Linked DNA regions of Homo sapiens: all the other regions are linked to region 4. The links are chromatin contacts, found by Hi-C or POLR2A ChIA-PET in ENCODE. All regions are on one chromosome and are shown on one strand. The core of a region is the stretch at or near the end of the contact, and the rest is flanking DNA. Distances in the headings are between cores, read along the strand shown. Region 1 holds the start of TRMT61A (tRNA methyltransferase 61A). Region 2 holds the start of XRCC3 (X-ray repair cross complementing 3). Region 3 holds the start of MARK3 (microtubule affinity regulating kinase 3). Region 4 holds the start of SIVA1 (SIVA1 apoptosis inducing factor).

What was found. A loop is a pair of places that touch in the nucleus more often than their neighbours do. ChIA-PET counts read pairs that join two places held with the same protein, here RNA polymerase II (POLR2A). Pooled maps may share reads with other maps.
Region 1: a pooled map shows a loop between it and region 4 (12-fold over the local background). The contact joins the promoter of TRMT61A here to the promoter of SIVA1 in region 4. A Hi-C loop is called at or near these places in 1 of 37 single-sample maps with no recorded cell type and 7 of 50 pooled maps. POLR2A ChIA-PET finds 5 or more read pairs at or near these places in 1 of 52 experiments (OCI-LY7).
Region 2: a loop to region 4 is called in a map of B cell, with 21 times the contacts of the local background. The contact joins the promoter of XRCC3 here to the promoter of SIVA1 in region 4. A Hi-C loop is called at or near these places in 2 of 168 maps with a recorded cell type or tissue (B cell and CD4-positive, alpha-beta T cell), 1 of 37 single-sample maps with no recorded cell type and 11 of 50 pooled maps.
Region 3: a loop to region 4 is called in a map of CD8-positive, alpha-beta T cell, with 9 times the contacts of the local background. The contact joins the promoter of MARK3 here to the promoter of SIVA1 in region 4. A Hi-C loop is called at or near these places in 1 of 168 maps with a recorded cell type or tissue (CD8-positive, alpha-beta T cell) and 7 of 50 pooled maps. POLR2A ChIA-PET finds 5 or more read pairs at or near these places in 1 of 52 experiments (activated T-cell).

What each region holds. Positions count from the first base shown.
Region 1 is chr14:103,527,386-103,530,494 of GRCh38, reverse strand. TRMT61A (tRNA methyltransferase 61A) reads right to left here and starts at 1,299. Exons shown (of 4, transcript NM_152307.3): 1 at 1,234-1,299; 2 at 186-545. The coding sequence starts at 516. RefSeq lists silencers at 1,143-1,312, 1,323-1,372.
Region 2 is chr14:103,713,930-103,716,774 of GRCh38, reverse strand. It overlaps XRCC3 (X-ray repair cross complementing 3), which reads left to right and starts at 1,324. Exons shown (of 10, transcript NM_005432.4): 1 at 1,324-1,351. It overlaps ZFYVE21 (zinc finger FYVE-type containing 21), which reads right to left and starts at 965. Exons shown (of 7, transcript NM_024071.4): 1 at 796-965. The coding sequence starts at 933. RefSeq lists silencers at 152-231, 292-361, 462-541, 732-1,301, 1,382-1,641 and an enhancer at 1,838-2,523.
Region 3 is chr14:103,384,034-103,387,153 of GRCh38, reverse strand. It overlaps MARK3 (microtubule affinity regulating kinase 3), which reads right to left and starts at 1,739. Exons shown (of 18, transcript NM_001128918.3): 1 at 1,074-1,739. The coding sequence starts at 1,124. RefSeq lists enhancers at 803-992, 933-1,922, 1,923-2,914 and a silencer at 1,273-1,462.
Region 4 is chr14:104,751,537-104,754,423 of GRCh38, reverse strand. SIVA1 (SIVA1 apoptosis inducing factor) reads right to left here and starts at 1,277. Exons shown (of 4, transcript NM_006427.4): 1 at 1,105-1,277. The coding sequence starts at 1,222. The region is part of intron 2 of LOC107987209 (a long non-coding RNA gene); the gene reads left to right. RefSeq lists enhancers at 1,182-1,251, 1,262-1,311, 957-1,458, 2,162-2,251 and a silencer at 1,412-1,781.

The sequences.
Region 1 (3,109 bases), core at 50-2,549, 1.2 Mb after region 4:
TACAGCACCAGCCTCCTAACGGGCTTCTCTGCCTCCACCTTCACTCCCTGCTGTCAGCATCCCGGAAAGATGTGAAAATAGAAACTGAGGAGCCACATGTGTCTGTAGGAAGGGCAGGCTGGAGGCTCTGACCTCCACCTTTGTGTCAATTTCTGCGTTAAACTGAGGCAGCCTGAGGAACTCACCAGACTCACAGACCACAGAGCCGGGCCGAAGCTCCAACATCATGGTGATGAGGGCGATGTCTGTGGAGTAGAGGATCTGCGTGCGGTGCGGCAGGTTCAGCGTCCAGAGCTCGGGCGTGGGGTGCAGCACATACACCCAGCCACCTCGGCCGCACGTCACCTTGGAGCCGAAGGGGCGGCCGATAAGGTCAACTGAGTGCCGCAGGACACCATGCCGGGTCTGGGTCTGTGCCCCACGCTGCACACGCACCGCCACCATTGCACCATGGCCCAGTGACAGGATGGCCGTGTCACCCTCCTTGATCAGCTCCTCGTATGCCACGAAGCTCATGGTGCTAATGTCTGGCAAGGGCCAAGGACCTGGGGAGGGGTGTGTGTAGGCATGAGCAAGTCAGGAGGCAGGATGAGGGCCTAGGGTCTAGGTAGAAGGCTTCGAGGCCTACATCCCAGCAGTGGGCATGGGCGGGGTGTGGCTAGCTCAGCCTCAGTCTCTGCCACTGCCTGACAGGGAGCCCAATAGCGCTGCACTCTGGCCTGGCCTCTGAAGCCTTTCTTGGTCTAGGACAAGAGACAGGGACTATGAGCCTAAATCAGAGATGAAAAGACTGAGGCTTGGCAATGGCGGAGTTCGGTCCCAAGGATTCCCGGAGTGAGGACCCGACCCTCCCATCACCCTTCTCCAGGAGCTTGACTCCCATTCCCAAGATGTGAGATGAGGAAGCGCCTTTGCGAGGTGTCCACCGGCGGGGGAGAGGCAAATGGTCAATGAGGTCACCTCCAAGCCAGGCTTGATTCCTCACCCCAGTCTCCCCCACGGGGGCTAGGTGGCAGGGTATGACAGAGGATTCAGGGCTCCCCAGTAAGGGGCTGGGGACGCGGAGCTGGCCGTCCACGCAAACACCGCCCAGCCGATGCAGAGGCAACAAGGGGCCAGGCCGGGCCGGCGGGGGCCGCCCATGCGAGGCTGGAGGGACAGGCCCTGCGCGCCGTGCCCGGCCCGGGTCACCCTCACCCGCGCCCTGCCACCCTGTACCCCGCGGAGTCTCACCTGCGACGCTCCTGCTGCCGGGGCTCCACACGTGCCTCCGCGACGCGCGGCGGCGGCGGCCACAACACTTCCGGCTCCGCGCCCGCTGATGACGTCGCGCCCCGCCTCCGCCTCCCCCTCCCCCCCTCCGCGCACGGGATCCTGGGAGCGCCAGGCTGCCCTTCCCGCCCCTCCCAGAGGACGTTTCCTGGGCGACTTCTTCCCTCATGTGAGCTGCTCTGTTTACATTTGCTGGTCGCTGGAAGATCGAAAGACTGGACAAAATCCATATGGCGGCCGGCCGGCGCGGTGGCTCTCGCCTGTGATCCCGCGCTTTGGGAGGCCGAGGCGGGAGGTTCTTCTGAGCTGAAGAGTTCGAGACCAGCCCGGGAAACGTAGTGAGACCCCCACCATCTCTACAAATAATAACAAACAAACAAAAGGTCCCCCCGCCCCGCCGGCCGCGGGTTGCCGTCGCACCCAGGCACATTTGAAGGGCGGCAGGAGCCAAGGCCTGGCTGTCACTGCTGTCCCGGACCCCTTTGACGGCCCCTGGGGGTTCACCAGAGGGCTGGCCCGTGGCTCACTGCCCAGTCCTCTATGAGGACACTTCGCCATAGACATTTTGTTATTGCAGACTGCTCTGGGAACACCCCTGACTGGGCCCTAAAATGAATTCCAGAAAAGGAATCGCAGGTCAAGGGGCGGTTCTAAAAGGCTTGGGCTAGGGTCAGCCAGAGCTCTGTGCAGCAGATGGGGGCCTGGAAAAGTCTGCAGAAGTGGCCTTCCGCCCAGGCCCTGCCTCCCCCGACGGGGGCACGTTGTCCTGAGTGCAGAGCTGCTTCTAGGAGGGAGTAGGGGTCCTGTGTCCCCTCCTGCGAACCAAGGCATAATGAGAACTGGATGACTTGGGCCCACTTTTGGGTCTGGTGAGCAGCCTGGGCAGGAGACTGGAGGAGGTGCTGCTGGAGGATGGGCAGAACAGGGAAGCGGGAGTGGCGTTCTGTCTCAGCAACACCATTCCCAGCTGGCTCCTCTGTGGAGTGTGTGTGCAGGGGAGCGGGGGCAGGGGACACGGATTTTCTTCCTCCAGCTCTTAGCTCTCAGGACCAGAGCTTGGAGAGGAACAGAGACCCCCCTACCCAGCCTAGGGTTTAGCCTGCGCCCGAACCCAAGCCAGTTAGCAATGACCCTAGGGCACCCTCCCCAGTCACTCAGCCACTCCAGCCTGGTAAGATGAGGTGGCCAGGCTCCTGCAGAGCGAGCTCCCCTCTGGAGCCCTGGCAGCCTGTAGAGCACTCTCAACTCTCTCGCCTCTGGGGCAGGCCAGGCCAGGCTGTTTGTGGCCCTTGCATTGGCTTCTCAGGGTCCATCATGGAAACCTAGGGGTCCAACCTCAGCCCCTCTGTGTCCCTGCCCTAGCTGCGGCTGAGAGCCCCCAGGAGTAAGCTGGTGAGAGGCCTTCCATGGCCTCCCACTCTCTGTGGGCTCCTGTCCCTGTGGGGCCACCACGCTGGCCACCAGCTGCCTCTACTTCTGCCTTACAGCCTCCCTGCCTTCTGCTCTCAACGTTGAAACAGCCCCCTCCACAGCTCCCGAACCTGTGTTCCAGCGGATGCTTCTCTCCCTTGATGATGCACCCGCCTGAGTCACCCCCTAATTTCTCCCCTGGGGGATTCTGACTTTCCACTTCTCTTGGGTTTCTCTTCCCCAGCCTCTCAGCTGTGGTTGGTGTGGAGTCAGGGCCGGGTGCCTATAAGGGCCTAAGGTAGGACTTGGTGACTCGGCGGTGGTTTCCCTTGGTTCCGACTTCCCTCTTGCCTCTCTGTCTATTACTGGCTGGTCAACTCCTCCAGTGCCCCTTCCTCCAGGCAGCCTCCTCAGCCCTGCCCACCTG
Region 2 (2,845 bases), core at 75-2,574, 1.0 Mb after region 4:
GTCACAGGGAACCCCACGGGAGGCCCAGCGGATGGCCTGGCTCAGGGACCCCACGCCCACGCCCCAATGTCTGCAGGAGTGGCCTGGGCAACTCCTGCCGTGTCTGGGCCCATGGGAAACGGGTGCAAATCTGCGGTCTCCTTCAAACTGTCCAGTGGGCGACTGCGACCTCGCTTCCGAGGTGGAGGGTGGTATAGACGAAGGGAAACGGGGGGCAGCCTGGCCCGCAGACTGGGTCCTGGCCCTCCTTCCGAGCAGGAGGTGGCTTCGGAACCGGCCACCCGCCCGCGGCACCGACGCCTCCCCCGGTTCCCGGGAGGGACCCCTGCGGGGCCGCCAGCTCCAGCGCTTCCGCGGACAGCACGCGCCCTCCCCACCGAGCCTGCGAGGAAGGCGCTCCGCCTTCCACTTTCTCGGGAGCGAGCCCCAGCTCTCGGGACGCAGTCCACACGCGCTAGCCCAGCACGAACCGGCCTCGGGCAGGGCCGCACCCACCCCCGGGACCAGCCCGCGCCCCGCACCCCGCCTCCCGGCGCCCGCCCTGGACAGGTGCCTCCTGCCCTCCCGGGACCCCCGCACCGGGACACCGCGCGCCTCCCGCCCTCCCCGCGGGCGTAGGAGCCTGAGGCGGCGGCCCGGGGACGCGGCCAACCTGGGAGAGAGCGGGGGCGGGGGCCGGCTGGGGAAGGGGCCGCCCGGAGGCGGAGGGGTCGTCGCGGGAGCCTGGAAGCCCGCGGGGCCGGGCCGGGGCGGCGGGGCGGGTCGGAGGCGCTGGCCGGGGCGACGGCCACCCACCTCCTTGTCCGGGACCCACTGCGGCTCCTCCAGGCCGAACGGGCTTCCGAAGGCGCGGTGTTCGGGCACCATGCGCAGGCCGCTCGGGGAGCGCACCAGCTTCTTGGCGTCGCGGCGCGCGGACACCTCGGAGGACATGACGCCGCCTCAGCCTCTCGGCCAGCGGCCCCGCACCCGGCCCCTCGCCCAGCCCGGGGCACCGCCCGCCCCGCCCCGGTCCGCGCGCGGCTGACAGCGCCGGCGTCCAATCGCCAAGCCCGCCACGGAGCGCGGACTAATCGGAGCTTGAACTCCGCCCCATCGCTGCCCTCTCCAATCCGTGTAAGGGCACCGCCCCTGCAACCCTGAGGTCGATCACCAATCGGCGGCGAGGGCTGGCCCGGGTACGCTCCGCCCCTCTCAGGGAGATTGAGACTTTGGATTGGTTAGTTAGTCAGTCACGTTAGCGCCGCTTCGTCTCTGATTGGTGTAGCCCACTCAGGGTGCTAGGCGCCTATTGGAGGAGAAGGCCGAGAGGAGCAGGACGGCGGGAAGAGGAGTGCGGAACCCGCGGGAGGTGAGGCCCGCCGAGCCGGGCTGCGAGCCGGGCTGCGAGCCGGGCGGCAGCGGGGTCGGAGGTCGTGGGCGGCAGCGGGCGTGAGGGGTGAGGCAGGGTCAAGGGGCGGGGGCGGCCGCGGGTCTCCATTGCCCGAGCCTGTGGGAGCAGGCGGGCCTGGGGCTGCAGCACTCACCCCGGGAGCCCCGCCGCAGCTCGGGTAGCGTTCAGGCACCTCGCCGGGGCCGGGCCGCGTGCGTTCGGAGCGGGGAAGGCGGTCTCCGGGGCCCCCGGTGCGCGCGGGGAGGCGTCCGCTCAGGGGAGGCCGAGGTGGGCCCGCGGCTGCGCCCCCGGCCTTCGATGCCTTCGCTCGTCCGCCTGGGACCGCGCTGGCTTCGCATCGAAGTGGGAGAGGTCTGAACAGTTATTTTAATACTTTGATTTGGAAAGAAAATCCTTTAGGCCGGGCGCGGTGGCTCACGCCTGTAATCCGAGCACTTTGGGAGGCCGAGGCGGGCGGATCACGAGGTCAGGAGTTCAAGACCAGCCTGGCCAACATGGTGAAACCCCGTCTCTACTAAAAATACAAAAATTAGCTGGGTGTGGTGGCACGTGCCTGTAATCCCAGCTGCTTGGGAGGCTGAGGCAGGAGAATTGTTTGAACCAGGACCCGGGAGGCGGAGGTTGCAGTGAGCCGAGATCACATTACTGCACTCCAGCCTGGGCTACAGAAAAAGACTCCATCTCAGAAAGCACACAAAAAAAAGAAGAAAATGTTTGTTCATCCTGCCTTTAATTCCTTATTACAAGGCGTGAATTTTTATTGTTTTTTTTGAGACAGTCTGGCTCTGTCATCCGGGGTGGAGTGCAGTGGCGTCTTCACAGCTAGGCACAACCTCGACCTCCCAGGCTCTCAAGTAGCTGGGACCGCAAGCGCCACTACACTGGCCAGCTATTTTTCTTTTTTTTTTTTTTTTTCGGTAGAGAGTAGGTCTTGCTGTGTTGCCCAGGCTGGTCTTGAACTCCTGGGCTCAGGCGACCTTGGCCGCCTTGGCCTCCCACGGTGCTGGGATGACAGGCATCAGCAGTGTTGAAGCCTGTGAGGTGGGGTCCCTGTGGCTGACTCTGCCCTCTCCTGGGGCCATTGGCAGTGCAGGGGTCCTTGTGTGTGGAGGAAATAAGGAGATGATCAAAGTATGATTCCACGAATCACACGGTTTATTGTCAAAGAAGATTTGTTCTCGGGTTCACAGTGCTCAGAGGGGAGGAGAGGGGAGGAGGTGAAGACACCTGGCAGGGAAGCAGGGCCTCCATGGATGGGGTGCATTCACGGCAGGGAGGTGAGTGGCAGAACGGCCAGGGTCCGGTTGCTCTGCTGGGATGGAGCGGGCCCCTGGAGAGTGAGATCTGGTGAGAGTTCGAGGTTTGCCTTGGTAGCAGTGGAGAGCGTGAGAGCGGGAGCTCTCTGAGAAGCTGGGACCGAGGTCCAGCTCCCAGGCCAGCAGCGTATAGCTT
Region 3 (3,120 bases), core at 490-2,989, 1.4 Mb after region 4:
AAACACTCAAAGCAAGGAAGCATTCCCTAAGAGAAGACATTTCGTGCCAGCAATTACCTCATAACACTTTTAATGAAAGGCCAGTGAAGTTTCTTTACAAATTATTTACTAGATGTTTTACAGAATATAGTCAACAACTAGATTGAAACACTTTTGAACCCAGTGTTAGAGGAGAACAGAGTTAGAAAACGAACAGAGTCAAACGTTTCTTCAATGGAATTTCTACTACAAGTTCTCATTCTCTAGCAATGCTGTTCCTGGCATTTTGTAGTTTCACATGAACAAAATCAAAGGTTCCTTTTATAAAACCATAGCCTGTGAGCGCTGAAAGGGACCTAAGAGCTCATCTAAGCCAATCTCTTTTTAGGAAGGAGGACAGCGAAGCCCCCAGCGGGTGTCCCTCAGCTAGGCAGTGAGTGGCAGAGCAGAGCTTCACTATACATCTGCTTTTCAAAATGTTTAACCAACTCCTTCAAAAAAGATTTGTATGGAAAGGAAACTGCCTTAATAAAGGCTGCGCGCTAGTGTTTTGGAATTCCTAAGGGGACCGCAAAGATCCCTCAGTGGACACTTAGTGACTGTGATTAAATTTAGTTCCAGACCATCTTAAAGAACGAGACCGCCCACTTGACCCAATCGATTACTCTTAATCAGCACCGGTAACATATGTTATTAATGTGACAGTCTCTCAAGAACTGCCTGACCAAGTTAAAAGCAGAGTTCGGCTAAAATAAGCACTGACCACTGCAGTGATCTGACACACACGTTTGCACAATCCATTGCGCGGCAACCTGGCCTCTCAAAGCACCGATCCGTAACGCTGCAACTCCTGGGCTTTATTAACCGACTAGACTGCCGGCATAATCGATGTACTTCGCAGACCCGCCCGCGAACAGCGGGACACGGCAGACTTCTGGAGGAAACGGTCCGACCTGGCTGCCTCCTGGGTGACTACGGCCTGCCCTCTATTTCCAGAGCGTTCGGCTGGGGGGAACACCCGACTGCAAGGCACTGCCCGAGGAGCACGAATGCCACCCCGAAGGTCCGCCAACTACAACGCCCAGGTTACTTACGTTTTCAGTGTCTCGTTCATTCACCGTTGGCAATGGGGTCCTAGTGGACATTTTACTGCACTTTAATTCTGCACAATGCGAGGGTCAAAACAAAACAGCACAGCCCTAGGAGGCCGGCGACCAGCGTCCTCGAGTCCACGGCAGTTCCGAAAAGGCGCCGTGGGGAGGGCGGCTCCCTTCCCCCTACGGCCGTCTAGATCCCGGGCCTGGCCCGGGCCGTCCCCCGGCGGGTCCCGGGGCTCATTCTCTCCCTGCCTCGGCGGCCGAGGCGAGGAGACCGGGAGGGCGGCAGTGGCGGAGCCGAGCCTGCGGGCGGCGGGCTGCGCTTCGGCCCGCCGGCGTCCCCTTGCCTCAGGGCGCCCCGCGATCCTGGGCCCCCTCACCTCCTTCTCCACTCCCTCCCGTCGCACCGCGAATTTCAGCTCGCGGGCCTCCACACAGCGCCGCCGGCGGCGCCTGAAAACGAGGAGGCGGAGGAGGATGTGAAGGAAGTGGAGCGCAAGACAGGCCGCCGCGGGCTGTGGGCGCCGACCATGGAGCGGGCTGCGGAGGAGGCGCCTGCGCCCGACTGCTTCTCCCTCTCTAGCGAGCTTGCTGCCTCAGCCTCCGCCCTGCTGGCCGCCGCTGCCGCCGCCGCACCCCGGCACCTCAGAGCCTCACGGAGCCAAGATGGCCGCCCCTCGGCTTCCTCTGCTGCCTCCGGCTGCCGGAAGTGACGACAGGCCGCCACCCGGAGTCCCGCCAATCAGCATGGCCTGAGAAAGCCGGCCCGGCTGTTGTTGCTAGGGGCGACTTGGTCCAGACCTCGCCGCGGGGGCGGTGCAGAGGGCTGGATAGTGCTGGTCGGGTCTCCGCTGACTCCCGCGGGCTGCGGGTTCCTCCTGTCCCGAGCGCGCCGGCAACCGCGAAAGAGCCGAGAAACGGCTCTGGGCGACAGCCAGAGCCCTCCCGCTGAGTTGGCATTTACACACTACAGGCCTGGGTTGGCTGGATTACAGATCGAGAGCCTATTGTGCGCAAAAGTTGCGGTTGCATCCCTGGGACTGCGCTGCACCGAATGGAGCCCCAGCATTAATTAATGACAGGGCCGGGGCTACGGGAAGGCGCCGGGCTCTTGCATCCTTAACTGTGACCCGGGAGTCAGGTTCTCGCCAACAAACCTTCCCGTCTCCGGATCTGAGCAGCTGCGGGCTGGGCGCGGACCCTGAGGGCAGCAGGCGCCTCTTGCCCTCAAGGAGCTGGTGGTCAGACGGGTGACAGACCCGGACCCAGCTAAATGCCATCCGGATGGAAGAGTGCAATAACGAGGGTGGCACAAAGGGGATGGGTTTGGGGGCGAAATGAATCTGTAGAGGACCCCAGGGACCAGCTTCCAAATGCCTGTAGGGGGTTTATAAGCAGGCTTTTCTTACAGTCAGTGCGTTGCTGCTGGAAGACTGGAAGCATCTCTGGGTGCCAGCCTCGGGCCAGGCTCGGTAGATGCCTGCAGGCTGGAACACTGGAAATGCTACCTGACCTGGAAGCCTTCCTTGCCCATTCACCTCTTCACGTGCTCGGTGCCTCTACTCAGCTCCTGGCCAGCGGTGGATGGAATCCATGGGTGCAGGGTCCGAAGAGGGAGAGTAGTGTGAGATGGGGGTGACACGAACTGTTACCGAGAGTCGAGTCTACCTTGTGGGTTCATGACATTTGTTACCTCATTTAGCCTCAGGGTAACCCTATGAGATGGGCAGACACACATGCGATCCGAAGTCTAGACAGGTACAGTGACTTGGCTAAAGTACACAGGTTGGTTAGCGACAGAGCTGGGATTCTAACCTAGCTCCCAAAGCTTGGATAATAGGTAAGCCCTTGTAGTGGGGGGCTATGTCATGCTTGCTTTCCCTTTGGTCCGTTGGCATCCCAACTCTCTTGCTATGTTTGAGACATTTCTTGCTCCACGAAATATATGTTTGTTGTTGTTGTTGTTGTTGTTGTTGTTTTGGGACGGAGTTTCGCTCTGTCGCCCAGGCTGGAGTGCAGTGGCGCGATCTCCACTCACTGCAAG
Region 4 (2,887 bases), core at 28-2,527:
CCACAGTTCCCACGGCATCATTCCCCTTACCTCCCCATGGCCCAGAATAGCACTCGCTTTCACAGCCCTAGCACACTGGAGACACCGCACAGAGGAACCTCGGGAGGCAGAGTCTTTCCCTCATTCCCAAGGCACAAGCGGCACCAGGTAAATCACACACCCCGGGTCATCCTCTAACTGCTCTACAGGTGCAGACTTTGTGTCCCAATCACTAGGCAAGGTAAGCTCCACTTTTTACCTGCCCCAGGGTATTAATCACCCCAGTCAGAGTGATGATCAATAAGATCAACACGCCTGAAATCCACAGGAGAAAGCCAGAGAAGGCCTGGGAGCTCACTGCCCTCACATCCCACCCAGAACTGGACACTGCAGCCACACGGAGTCCTATTTCGCTCTCCTGCTGCCTGGCTTCTGCCTCGCCCTCTTCCTTCCCTTCCTCTGCCTGGCTAACTCCTACTCGCCCCCACAGGATTCCGCTCAGACTGTTCTTCCAAGAAGCCTTCCGTGCCATCCCTGCAGGTGCGCCTGCACAAACCTGTGCCTGCCCCGACCACCTGTGGCGACTCCTCCTGCTGGTCTCCCCAACTAGGCTGGGGAGCTCCCGGGAGACGGGGCACATCTGTCTTGCCTGCCTTTGGTCTCCCGAGAAAGCCGCCGTGCCTGGCAGGGCCGCGCGCTCCATGAATACCTCTTGGGACAGGAGGGGCACTCTTCGGGTTGACTCCATGCAGGACGCCCCGCTCCCCAACCTCTCCCAGGACATCCTGCACGGGACAGTCCTGAGAAAGCACCAGGCGGGTGCCGCTCACTGCAGGGCGGCGACTAACCGGGATCGTGGAAGAGGGCGCGGGGGCTAGGGGCAGGGACCCTTTTCTTTCAGGCTGTTGGACAGGGTGGGCGAACGCTGGGGTCCTCACATCCCCCTCACTGACCCCAGCCCTGGGCGTGGCCAGCTTGTGTCCCCGCGGCCTCCCAGCTTCCGGGAACGCGGGGCCAGAAAGCAGGGCCCTCCAGCCCCCCGCTCAGGCCTCAGAGGGGACGCTGAGGCCCGGCCCGTTCCAGGCCCCGACGCAGCGGACCCTCGGCAGCCCGCCCGACACTCACCGAAGACCTCCTGCGAGTAGCGCTCGGCGCACACGCCGCGGCTCAACTCCCTCTGGCTCACGCGGACCTTGAGCTGTAGCGGGGCCACGTCCGCGAAGGGGCAGCTCCGCTTGGGCATGGCCGCGGGGCCGGGAGCTACGCAGCTCCCCGGCCGCCAGCCCCTTACCAACGACGCCGTGACGTCACAGCTGCGCGCCCATCCGCGGGCGAGAGCGGGTTTGAGGAGAGGGAGCGACGCGGCGCGTCATAGGCTGCGGGCGAAGTGGGAGGCGGGACTCCTGCGCGGAGCGGCGCGGGATAGGCCGAGGGAGAGATCGGGGGTGGGACTCGTGCGTCGGTGTACTGGACTCGACGCCGCGGGAAAGGCCAGGGGCCAGGTTGAGGATCAGGGTGGGCGGGTCCGTGGGAGAGATTTGTGCGCGCGCCGCTCAGGATAGGCGGGAGGAGAGACTAGGGGCGGGGTTCCTATGCGGCGCGAAGCGACGAAGGGTGGGAGCCAGGTCGCGGCATTCGGCTGCGCGGGAAGAGCCAGGGGGCGGGGGCGAGGCCGAGGGTCAGGACGGTGCAACGAGGGCGGAGCTTGTGCATCGGGGGCGGGCCTCGTTTGAGGATCGGCGTGGGATAGGCCAGGGCGACGTCGGGGCGGGTCTAGTTTGAGGAGCGGCGCGGGATAGGCCAGGGCAAAGTCTGGGGCGGCTGGGTCGGTGGCGGGATTCCTGTCAGCTTTTGTTTGGTTCCTAAACGGTAGACACTGGTTATAGTTCCTCATTTACTTCTCCGAAGTTAAGAGGCAGCCCGCTTCTTCCTAGCTCTTTTTTCCCCTTTAGAGACAGGGTCTCGCTCTGTCACCCAGACTGAGTGCAGTGGCAGTCTCGGCTCACTGTAGCTTGCGCCTCCCGGGCTCAGGCGATCCTCCCTTCTCGGCCTCCCCGGTAGCTGGGACCGCAGGCGCGCGCCTCCGCGCCCCGCTTTTTGGTTTTGGGTAGGAACGGGGGTTTTTCTGTGTTGCCTCAGCTGGCTTAGCTCCTCACTGTGGCGGTCTCCGCCTTCCAGAAGTAAAGGCGTGTGGGGGCTGCGCTCTGAGGGCCGCGTGCGGCTGCCGAGCGCCCCCGGGCGGGGGTATGCGCCGCTGTGTGGAAAATGTTCTTGCACAGCGGGTTCGTCTGACTTGGTGTCCCCATGCCGCGAGGTGCACCCGCGTCGTCCCTTCTCCGGGGTTCTGCTCACCAGAGGCGGCTCTCCCCTGCCCCGGCGGGTACAGAACCGACCCGTCCTGTGGCGTGGGCTTCGCCCTGTGAGAGATGACAGCGTGCTGGCAGCCCTCGCTCGCTCTCGGCGCCCACTCTGGCCGCGCTCGAGGGGCCCTTCAGCCCGCCGCTGCACTGTGGGAGCCCCTCTCTGGGCTGGCCGCGGCCGGAGCCGGCTCCCTCAGCTTGCAGGGAGGTGTGGAGGGAGAGGTGCGGGCGGGAACCCGGGCTGCACGTGGCGCTTGCGGGTCAGCGTGAGTTCCGGGTGGGCGTGGGCTCGGCGGGCCCCGCAATCGGAGCCACCGGCCCCAGGCAGTGAGGAGCTTAGCACCCGGGCCAGCAGCTGCGGAGGATGCGCCGGGTCCCCCACCAGTGCCGGCCCGCCGGCGCTGCGCTCGAATTCTCACCGGGCCTCAGCTGCCTCCCCGCGAGGCAGGGCTCAGGACCTGCAGCCCGCCATGCCTGAGTCTCCCCCCTGCCGTGGGCTCTTGCGCGGCCCCCTGCTCCGCGGCACCCGGTCCCATCGACCGCCCAAG